Linked DNA regions of Homo sapiens: region 1 is linked to region 2. A link is a contact called in ENCODE Hi-C or POLR2A ChIA-PET data. All regions are on one chromosome and are shown on one strand. The core of a region is the stretch at or near the end of the contact, and the rest is flanking DNA. Distances in the headings are between cores, read along the strand shown.

Region 1 (5,284 bases), core at 2,036-4,535, 260 kb after region 2:
CCAGCCTGGCCAACATGGCGAAACCCCGTCTCTACCAAAAATATAAAAATTAGCCAGGTGTGATGGTGGGCACCTGTAATCCCAGCTACTAGGGAGGCTGAGGCAGGAAAATCACTTGAACCTGGGAGGCAGAGGTTGCAGTGAGCTGAAATCGCACCACTGCACTCCAGCCTTGGCGACAGAAGAAGAATCCATCTGGGGGGTAGTGGGGAGGAAAGATAGTCAACTGTTTATAACAATGTATCATGAGGTTTACAATACAGTGGAAGTAAAATGCACAATAGCATAAAGGTGGTGAAGGGAGAAAATAGAATACTGCTGTTAGATTCTTACACTATTCTTTAGTAATATAGTATCACTTGAAGACAGTCTGTGATAAGTTGAAGATGTATACTATAAACCCTAATGTAAGCACTTAAATAACACCAAGTTATAGCCAATAAGTCAACAAAAAAGTTAAAATAGAGTCATAGAGACATTTAACCCAAAAAAAGGCAGAAAAACAAAAACTGAACAACAAACAGATGGGATAAATAGAAACAAATAGCTATATAACAGATTTAAACCAAAACATGTCAATAATTACACTTAAGGTAAACGATCTAATCACCCCAATTAAAAGTCACAGATGGTCAAGATTAAAAAAAAGCAAGCTAAGGCCCACTATATACTGTCTACAACTGTGGTCCCCAACCTTTTTGGCACCAGGGACTGGTTTTGTGAAAGACAATTTTTTCCACAGACGGACAGCGGAGGGGGATGGTTTCAGGATGAAACTGTTTCACCTCAGATCATCAGGCTATAATTTTATATTTTATTCAGTTAGATTATCATAAGGAGCATGCAACCTAGATCCTTTGCATGTGCAATTCACAATAGGGTTCATGCTCCTATGAGAATCCAAAGCTGCCGCTGATCTGACAGGAGGTGGAGCTCAGGTGGTAATGCTCACTTGCCTGCCGCTCACCTGCTGTGTGGCCCAGTTCCTAAGAGGCCACAGACCGGTACTGGTCTGCAGCCCAGGGCTGGGGACCCCTAATCTATAAGAAATCCATTTTATTTTTTTAAATTATTTTTGTTTATTGTGGTAAAATACACTTAACAAAATCTGCCATCTTAAAAGTAACCATTTTTAAGTGCACATGTAGTTCAGTGATACTAAGTACATTCACATTGCTGTGCTACAAGAAACCCATTTTAAATATAAAGACAAAATAAGTTGAAATAAAAGGATGGAAAAGATATGTTGTGGTGCTGGGACAACTGGATATCCACATTCAAAACAATGAAGTTGGATCTCTACTTCACACCATTTACAAAAATTAACTCCAAATGGATCAGAGACCTAGATATAAGAGCTAAAACCACATAACTCTTCAAAGAAAACATCGGTGTAAATCTTTATGACCTTGGATTAGGCAATGGTTTCTTACATGTGACACCTAAAGCACAAGCAACAAAAGAAAAAATAGATAAACTGGACTAAATTTTCGTGTCAAAGGACACAACAAGAAAGTGAAAAACAACTCAAAGAATGGGAGAAAATATTTGCAAATCATATGCTTGATGAGAGACTTGAATACAGATTATATAAAGAAACTTAGAGCTCAAAAATAAAAAGACAACCTAATTTTAAAATGGAGCAAAGGAACTAAATAGATATTTCTCCAAAGATACAACTGGCCAATAAGCACGTGAAAAGATGCTCAATATCACCAGCCATTAGGGAAATGCAAATCAAAACCACTGATAGTGTGAGATACCATTTTATACCACTAGGATGACTATAACCAAAAAGATAGTCAATAATGAGTGTTGGTGAGGATGTGGAGAAGCTGGAACCCCCATACATTGCTGTTGGGAATGAAAAATGGTGCAGCACCTCTGTAAACCAGTTTGAGCTATGTAATCCAGCGATTCCACTCCTACATACATACCCAAAAGAACTGAAAGCAGGGACTCAAACAGACACTGTCCACCAACAGTCTTTCCTGACCTACTCCCCCAGCATTCTTCCTCTTGTTCCCTCTACTCTCGTCACCAGAGGTCCCCCCTGACTCGCTCTTCAACTTGTAGACACGCTCCTGCTACAGGCCCTGTGCTTGGAGCTTTCTTCCGAGATATTAATGAGACCTGCTGTGTGGCCTTTCTCTCTTCATTCAAAGGTCACCTTCCTGAGAAGGCCTTCCCTGGCCACCCTATTTAAAATTATAACCCATGTTCAGACAATACTCTCTAACCTTTCCCCCGCTTTAATTTTCTCCATCACACCATATCACCATCTAATATATTACATATTTTACTTATTTATTTTGATTATTGTTTGTCTCTCCAAACAATCAGTCTGTTAGTTTTTTTGGTCTATTTTGTTAACAACAAAACAGGTAGTTTATCTCCAGCTCCTAAGAATACTGTGTGGCATACAACAAATGCTCATTAAGTATTTGTTGAAAGAATGAATAAATGAATGAATGCACACCAAAATAAGTGTTTGTGTAATTGGCAGTTTCCCGGCTGTCTTCTTGTTTGGTTTGTCTTATTCAACTACCCTATCTCTAGTACCCAGGGCAGTATCATGCTCACAGCAGACGCTGTGTAAGAATCTGCTGAATCAAGCGATGGAGCACTGCAAAGGAATTTGAATAGCTGTGGGTTGGCGCCAGATAAACACTCTTCCAACGAACTGAATGGATGAGGCCAATGAACATAAAGTACACCAATGGCAGAAATATGTAAGCTCATCCTATGATGAATCTTCTGTAGATACCACTGAGAAAAAGCTAACTGCAAAATTAAATACTTAAAATACACTTAGGAAACTACTGTTTAAAAGAATCTGTTCCACGAGAGCTGGCTGAAAATAATTTTAAAAATAAAACATAAAAGAATCTGAAAGCAAGTCATTTTACAATGAACATATTCTCTCGATCTTTCCTGGGGAGGGGTGGCAGTAAACACCAATTTTCACTTTTCAATTTATGTTTGGAGTAGAGTTTACCTATTATTCAATAAATGATTATTGAAAGGAATGCTTCTACATTTCAGGCACCATGCTGGGCATACACATGAAATAATTATACCAGAGTCTAATTCTGTGGAGAATGGAACAGAAAGTTTCTTCAAGATTTCTTAAGTTGTCTGAGATTTTTTGTCAGAAAGAGTAGACTCAAAATTACTCCTTGAACAAACCCTTCATCAAAGATCAGCTCAGATGAACCATTTAGGGAAATGAAGCTTGAGAAAAGGAGAAGTGGAATCTCCAAAAGGTGCTTCTCATACATGGTTAGCACCTAATATATCTCAGAAACACTAGACAATACTTCCTGTACCATATGCTGAGTTTTCCCATCTTATGTAACATTCTGCCTTGCCTTCCCTATGCTGGGAATCTGGCTACAATTCCCAAACTCTAATGCATAGTTCTTTCCCTTGAAAAGCTTGCAACAACCACAAATACCATCTTGGTCTAAACAGCATACCAAGGCTCCGAGGTCACTACAAAATAGTAATAGAGAAGGCTTGTTTTTTGGCTGTTAGTATGGCCCTGAGATAACTAAAAATTCCTCAAACAAGCAGTGTTGATAAACAGAACAACATGGAAAAAAAGAGGCCAGCGGACCAGTGAGGCAGGGCCACTTGAGAGAGGGAAAACAGAACCGTGGGCAGATCTGCTCTGTGCAATGGCAGAGGGTGGGCACGCTGTGGAGAACCACAAGGTCTATGGCTGCCCTTCTTGCTGCTAGACTAATCATGGGTACCAGACACTAACTCCCTGAAATCTGATACTAGTCCTCAAGATCCCCATGTTCCAAGTGAGGAAATGTCCCTCAACTCTTCCCTTTGCCACAGGGGATGGTGGTTGGTCTAAAGGGATCACAGTCACAAAATATGCAGGGCAAAGCAGGGCACAGGCATGTTCTGCGAACCTGCCCAGGGCAGCGGGAGGGAGTCAGCACCCTGAATTCCGAACACAGATGAGGACTAAAGACAAATGAGCTAGGCTGGGCACAGTGGCTCCTGCCTATAATCACAGCACTTTGTGAGGATGAGGTGAGAGGATCACTTGAGCCCAGAAATTTGAGACCAGCCTGGGGTGACATGGCAAAAACTCCATCTCTACAAAAAATTAAAAAATTAGCTGGGTGTGGTGTCATGTGCCTGTAGTCCCAGCAGCTACTTGGGAGGCAGATATGGGAGCATGGCTTGGGCCCAGAAGGTTAAGGCTACAGTGTGCCATGATCGTACTGCACTCTGCACTCCAGTCTGGGCAAGAGTGAGACCTTGTCTAAGAAAAAACAAAAAACAAAAAACAACAACAACAACAACAACAAAACCACCACCACCACCAAAAAAACAAGTGAGCTCCACCAGCAACAATCCAGCCCTCAAACATGGCATGGCAGAGAAGCTAAAGTCTCCAAACAGAGGTGCTGTCTTTTATACAAAAGCAAAAGAAATGGGAAGAACAGAAATGCCTGGAGAAGGGAAGTGAGGGAGGAGAGTGTCACCCTTGAGATTACAGTTTCCAGAATCAAGTCTGCATGAGACCCAAAGCATCAACTCTGGAACCCCTAGGGCATTAAAAAAAAAAAAAAAATCAACCTGCACACCTAATGTGTACCACACAGAGACTTACACATGGCAAACAGAAACTGAGCATACAGCATCAAGACAAACTTTAAAAGTTTGTGAGGCAACTGTCACCGGCCAGTTAAAAAGGACAGTCTCCTGAAAATGCATTGTGTAGGCAGGCTTAGCCGCCACCCCCCTTATAACCTAAGGCGGTGCAGGAAAACCAGACTGTGACAGTGGCACTGCTGCTCCCTGCAGGCAGTCCACCGCTACTACAGAAGCAGCCAGGGGCTGAAACACACTGCAGTCAGAACATACCCCATGGCTGTAGAAGGGGTTGCAGGGTTATTCTTCAATTCCTGCACATTTACCACTTGAGGGACATTCTTCAACGTTGATTCAGTCAAAGTGTTTACAGCTAATTTAAACAGAGAAGAGAGAACACCATATTAATTCCAGCAAAGGATAAAAAGTTCTAGCCACATATAAATGAAAAACCAAGACATGAGCCCAAGCAGATTAGAGCCTTATCATGTGAAGGAAATCTACTCTAGGTAGTTCTTGCAGCATTGTGTTCAAAGGAACACCTGGCCTACTCCATTAACACAGGTGATGGAACAAGGCTTCCTGTAACTGAATCGAATGTACTAGAGTAGGGGAAAAGAATTCTCTGGCCAGCTTTTCTACACAGAGCTGAGACACCTGCCACACT
Region 2 (5,656 bases), core at 2,974-5,473:
AATGATGCTTTCTATTGCCAAATGTGGTAAGATCGGGTGGAAATTATTAGAGGCCAACAAGAAATCAAATGAGACAACAGACCCCTGTTTTCGGTCACCTTTTGGTTAGAAGTTGAAGCACAAAGGTCTCTGAGTTACACGACCCTTAAGGGAAAGAGACCCAGGACATGTCTGATCCCAGCTCTTCAACCCCTTTGCTGTGTGATTTGGGGCAAGCCAAGGTCACCCCTCTGTCCATGTTTTCTCATCTTCTCCAATGAGGAGATTAAACTGATGCTTAGAAGCTTCTTCTATGTCTACGTTTTTATAGTCCCACAAGGCAGCTCCTCTTAATTAACCCCAGAAAGACATAATTCGTGTCCCTTAAAATGATGCAAACAGGCTGGGCGCGGTGGCTCACGCCTGTAATCCCAGCACTTTGGGAGGCTGAGACAGGCGGATCACCTGAGGTCAGGAGTTCAAGGCCAGCCTGACCAACATGGAGAAACCCGCCTCTACTAAAAATACAAAATTAGCTGGGTGTGGTGGCACATGCCTGTAATCCCAGCTACTCGGGAGCCTGAGGCAGGAGAATCACTTGAACCCGGGAGGCGGAGGTTGCAGTGAGCAGAGATCGCACCATTGCACTCCACCCTGGGCAACAAGAGCGAAACTCCATCTCAAAAAAAAAAAAGCAGCAAAATAAACCAGTCCTGTGTGGGCCACTGGAAAGGCAGTGAGTGCTGGTTTAAGTAAGACACATCCACAGTGATCACTGACTTACAGGACATCACTTATGACTTGAATGGGAGAGGCCTTGGGGATACATCAAGGCAAGCAAACAAAAGGCCTCACAATTTAAGACCTGATCAAGACCCCTGGACTACATGAGCCACTTCAAAATCCCTGAGTAGAACACGTGGAAAATCACATTCCTAAACACCACCTTAACCTCCAGCCACCCTCGGCTTCCAAGGAGAAATTTCCAGCCAGTGCTACACAATCCTGCCACTTCCCTGGCCCGACCTAAGATGAGGGGCCAGTAGAGACCAGTACCAGGCTGATTTATGTAACAATCCCCAGAGGAATGGGTTAAAAATACAGGTCCTAATTGGGCTGGGGGAGGGGAGGACTGGAAATCAGACTCATTCACAAACTCCCCAGTGATTCCGACTAGATGTAGCTAGGATTGGGAGCTTTAGAAAACAAGCTCTTGAACCGGGGACCTAAGTTAATTGGTCCTTTGTCCATCCTTGCCACAGCCACCAGGCACAGCAAAATTAACAACCGGATGACAGAGGGGGAGGGGACAGGCCTGGCCCAACCCAAGAGACAAAAAAGGCACAAGGCCCAATCCAATGGCCTAGGCAGCAAGTCCAATGGATGCACAGATCACGTGGCGAGTCAAAGAGCCACGTTTCCAGCTCGAACCGGAGACCCCAGTGGCATCAGCACCCTTTTAGGAGTGCAGAGAGATGAGAGGAGGAAGTTCTGTTACTCCATCGAGTGCCCAGAGGCTGCAGTCACTTACTCTGAGGGCGGAGGCTTGGTCCTGGCCCATACGACAGATCTAAGACGCCCTTTTCTTTGCCAGCCTTGTCCTGCCCTCCAGCTGCTTTCAGCGTCGGAAATTCCTCGGGAGAGAAGGATAACAGTCGGCTTGAGCCCCTTAAACCTGTCAAGAAGACGGGGTAGACATGGAGGAAGTGAGATGGAGTCAACAGTCGTCTGCTTCCCAGCTCCACACCTTGAAAGCCGTGTTGCCTGGAAGTGGGCTTTTGAAGGGAGTCTTGTCACAAGGGTGCTCTGTGCTGGCAGATGCCACGAGGGTGCTGAGGGTGGCAAGGGAGACTGCTGCTGACAGCATCATGCCCCTTCCCAGCTGACCTGCAAGGACCAGTGCCTGCTTACAAATGGAAAGAGGTAAGACATCACAGCCGCTCCAGGCCACAGCCTGCCCCAGCAGGGAAGGTTCTACTGACTGCCTGGGGCCACAGACAAGCACAGCCTCCTATAAAATCAGCCCAGGGGAGGCCAAGAAGGCAACTGCTTTCCTGTGGAGGCAACACCTACAGAGTGTGCTGCCATCCCTGCCCCAGTCCACCCCAAAAGGATTAAGATGCTGCTTTTGCCTGGCACAGTGGCTCACACCTGTAATCCTAGCACTTTGGGAGGCCAAGGTGGGTGGATCATTTGAACTCAGGAGTTCAAGACCGGCCTGGGCAACATGGCAAAACCCTGTCTCTACCAAAAAATACAAAAAATTAGTCTGGTGGCGGGCGCCTGTAGTCCCAACTACTCAGGAGGCTGGGGTGGGAGGATCACTTGAGCCCGGGAGGTGGAGGTTGCAGTGAGCCGAAAACGTGCCACTGCACTCCAGTCTGGGTGACAAAGTGAGACCCTCTCTCTAAAAATAAAAAAATAGGCCAGGCGTGGTGGCTCACGCCTGTAATCCCAGCACTTTGGGAGGCCGACGCGGGCGGATCATGAGGTCAGGAGATCGGGACCATCCTGGCTAACATGGTGAAACCCCATCTATACTAAAAATACAAAAAAAAATTAGCCAGACGTGGTGGCGGGCGCCTGTAGTCCCAGCTACTCGGGAGGCTGAGGCAGGAGAATGGCGTGAACCCAGGAGATGGAGCTTGCAGTGAGCCGAGATCGTGCCAATGCACTCCAGCCTGGGCAACAGAGCGAGATTCCGTCTCAAAAAAAAAAAATAATAAAATAAAATAAAATAAAATAAATAAAATAAAATAAACAAATGCTGCTTTCTACCATCAAATGTGGTAAGATCAGGTGGAAATTAGATTTATACACATGAGTAACTCCTCATTCACCTGTCCTTCCGCATTTTGTACTAAGTTCCTTGAGCCCTACAAGGCCAAACATTTCACTCTTATAATCCTGGGAACAGTTTATTTCTTCATTCTTTCATTCATTCCTTGACATTACAACCTGCTTTAGAGAAGAAGCCTTTCCTAATGTTGTTCCCTTACACAGAAAACTTAGCACAGAGGTTCTGCCACCATTTTTGGATGAACAGATTAAAAATGGCACGTCTTTTGATCTGGAATATGCAGCACACTCCAGACAGGAGCAATCTAGGAACAGTGGCGACACCACACAACAAATGGCCCCCTGTGGAATGCCTTGTTCCCTATACAGCTAAACCCAAATCTTCCCCTAAGTAGTTTAAATTATTCTTAGCACCACTGATCCACGGGCCTGTTCACTAAAGCCGACTGTGCCGGAAAGGCGCGGCTGGATCACCACACAAGCACGTGGCAGCAATTCGCTTGCCACTCCCTTAGTAAAAAGGTCCAGGGTCAAATAAACCTGACGGTAAGACTGGACACCATTCACCAATGACCAGCCAGAGATGGACTCTAAGTGTCATGAAGGAGCTCCAGTGCTCTGTGAAGGGGGCTCTGACTCAGAGTCGCTTCATTATGGTAGAAGGTCACTGGCAAGAATCAAATAAAAACTGTATTTTTAAAATACAGTATCACCAGCCTGGACAACATGATGAAACCCCATCTCTACAAAAATCACAAAAATTAGCCGGGCATGGTGGTGCATGCCTGTAGTCCCATCTACTTGGGAGGCTGAGGCGGGAAGATTGCTTGAGCCCAGAAGACTGAAGCTATAGTGAGCCAAAACTGCACTACTGCACTCCAGCCTGGGCAACAGAATGAAACCCTGCCTAAAAAAAAACAAACAAACAAACAAAAAAAAAGGTAGATTTGAAATTAGGAAAAAAACCAGCACCTGTCCAACATTGCTGTTCCATCTCTTTCTTCTGCTTCGAGAATCATGAATATATTATTGTAAGCATGAATTAATCTTAATAAGGATAAAGGGTAGGAAAAAAAAAAATCTCACACCAAAATACCAGTATTCATAAGGTCCCAATGTTTTATGATGTTCACCTGCCATCTGTTCTCTGCCATGAGAAACTGAGGCAGGAAAGTCAGGGGGCTTCTTCCGAGGTCACAGGCTGAGCCACTGGTGGGGCAGCAGCTGGTATCTGAGCCTCTGACCTCTGCCCAAACATGCAATCAGGTCTCCTGGGTCTGTTTCAGGTGACCTATCAACTGAGTCTATCAATTCAGGAAAAGTCCTTTTGAATTCCAAAGAGTCATGAAAACACTTGTGGGCAACACCCTCAAATCCCCACACTCCTGACAGTGTCACAGATGCATGACTCTAGCACGAGAGGGGGAACTGAAACTGACTTTTACACTTGGCCCCCACCCTGCCCAGTGTGTCGATTCTGTGGGCTGGCAGGTTTCTGCCTGCAATTATTTTCTTTGTTTTTTTAAATTTTGTGTAGAGAAAGGGTCTTGCTATGTTTTTCAGGCTGGACTTAAACTCCTGGGCTCAACCAATCCTCTCACCTTGGCCTTCCAAGTAGCTGGGATAACAGGTGTGTGCCACCACGTCCAGTTTAAAATTATTTTCTCCATCAAGCTTTATTGTGATACAGTTACATTACCTACATTTTTTATAGGTAACACAGTGACATGGTTCAGAAGTGAACACCATGTAAAGGTAGACACAGAAGCCTTCCTCTCACCCCTATGCCCATTTGCCCCCTTCTGACTCCCTCAAAAAAACTGGCAGTTTTCTGTTACCTTCTGGAGATTTTTAAACACATATACATCAGTATACAGATGGGTGGCTTTTAAAACATGCATATACAACATTTTTTAGAAGTGTATTTTTTCTCACTCCCATTTTTCTGTTTTGTCCTTTAAGATAGGGTCTTGCTCTGTCACCCAGGTTGGTGTACAGGAGTGTGACCACAGCTCACTGCAGCCTCCACCTCTGGTGCTCAGGTGATTCTCCTGCCTCAAGCCTCCCAAGTAGCTGGGACTACAGGTGTCTGCCACCACACTTGGCTGATTTTTTGTATTTCTTGTAGAGACAGGGTTTCACCATGTTGCCCAGGCTGGTCTCGAACTACCGGACTCAAGCAATCCTTCTGCCTCAGCCTCCCAAAGTCCTGGGATTACAGGTGTCCAGCCCTCACCCCCATTTTTTACACAAATGGTTAAGATACTATACATACCATTCTGTACTTTTTTTCACCTGAAGATCTTGCCAAATCAATAGAAAACTTCTGCTTTTTTTCTTTATAGCCAAATCACATTTCATTAAAGTACCATAATTTTACAGGCATTTCAAGGGACTGTTTGCAATCTTTTGCTATTATAATGTTGCAGTGAATAATCTTATGCGCAAGTCATTTCACACACGGGCGAGTATAATTTGTAGAGCAATTTCCTCAGGGTGCACTTGCTAGGTCAAAGGGTATTATGTGTTATTATTTTGCCAGGCAGCGCCAAACTGGCTTCCATAGGAGTTGGGCCAATTTATACAGAAGTTTTTCTTTTAATTTTTGTAGTTCTTTTTAAATAAAAATTAATATATTCTATCTATTTTTAAAAATTCTAACCTTATGGAGGTTGCAGTGAGCTATTGTGCCACTGCACTCCAGCCTGTGTGACAAAGCAAGACTCTGTCTCAAAAAAAACAAAAACAAAACAAAAAATTCTAACCTTACAGAAATATAAGATATGGAAAGCCAAAGAACCAGTTACAAGTCCAGTGAATGCTCTTCATAAAGCATCTTCAAAGACCCTTTTGAGGTCAGGCACGGTGGCTTACGTCT

Evidence for each region. A loop is a pair of places that touch in the nucleus more often than their neighbours do. ChIA-PET counts read pairs that join two places held with the same protein, here RNA polymerase II (POLR2A). Pooled maps may share reads with other maps.
Region 1: a map of IMR-90 shows a loop between it and region 2 (2.5-fold over the local background). The contact joins two enhancer-like sites. A Hi-C loop is called at or near these places in 1 of 168 maps with a recorded cell type or tissue (IMR-90) and 4 of 50 pooled maps. POLR2A ChIA-PET finds 5 or more read pairs at or near these places in 3 of 52 experiments (activated CD4-positive, alpha-beta T cell, activated CD8-positive, alpha-beta memory T cell and naive thymus-derived CD4-positive, alpha-beta T cell).

What each region holds. Positions count from the first base shown.
Region 1 is chr9:131,178,017-131,183,300 of GRCh38, reverse strand. It overlaps NUP214 (nucleoporin 214), which reads right to left. Exons shown (of 36, transcript NM_005085.4): 24 at 4,891-4,990. Among named protein-coding and RNA genes, the nearest start is that of NUP214, 55 kb to the right of the region's middle. Within about 2 kb of position 3,285, at least 2 of the 41 ENCODE cell types and tissues checked have a DNase peak (open chromatin) inside an H3K27ac peak, as active enhancers do.
Region 2 is chr9:131,440,183-131,445,838 of GRCh38, reverse strand. PRRC2B (proline rich coiled-coil 2B) reads right to left here. Exons shown (of 32, transcript NM_013318.4): 6 at 1,511-1,654. Among named protein-coding and RNA genes, the nearest start is that of SNORD62A, 43 kb to the left of the region's middle. Within about 2 kb of position 4,223, at least 3 of the 41 ENCODE cell types and tissues checked have a DNase peak (open chromatin) inside an H3K27ac peak, as active enhancers do.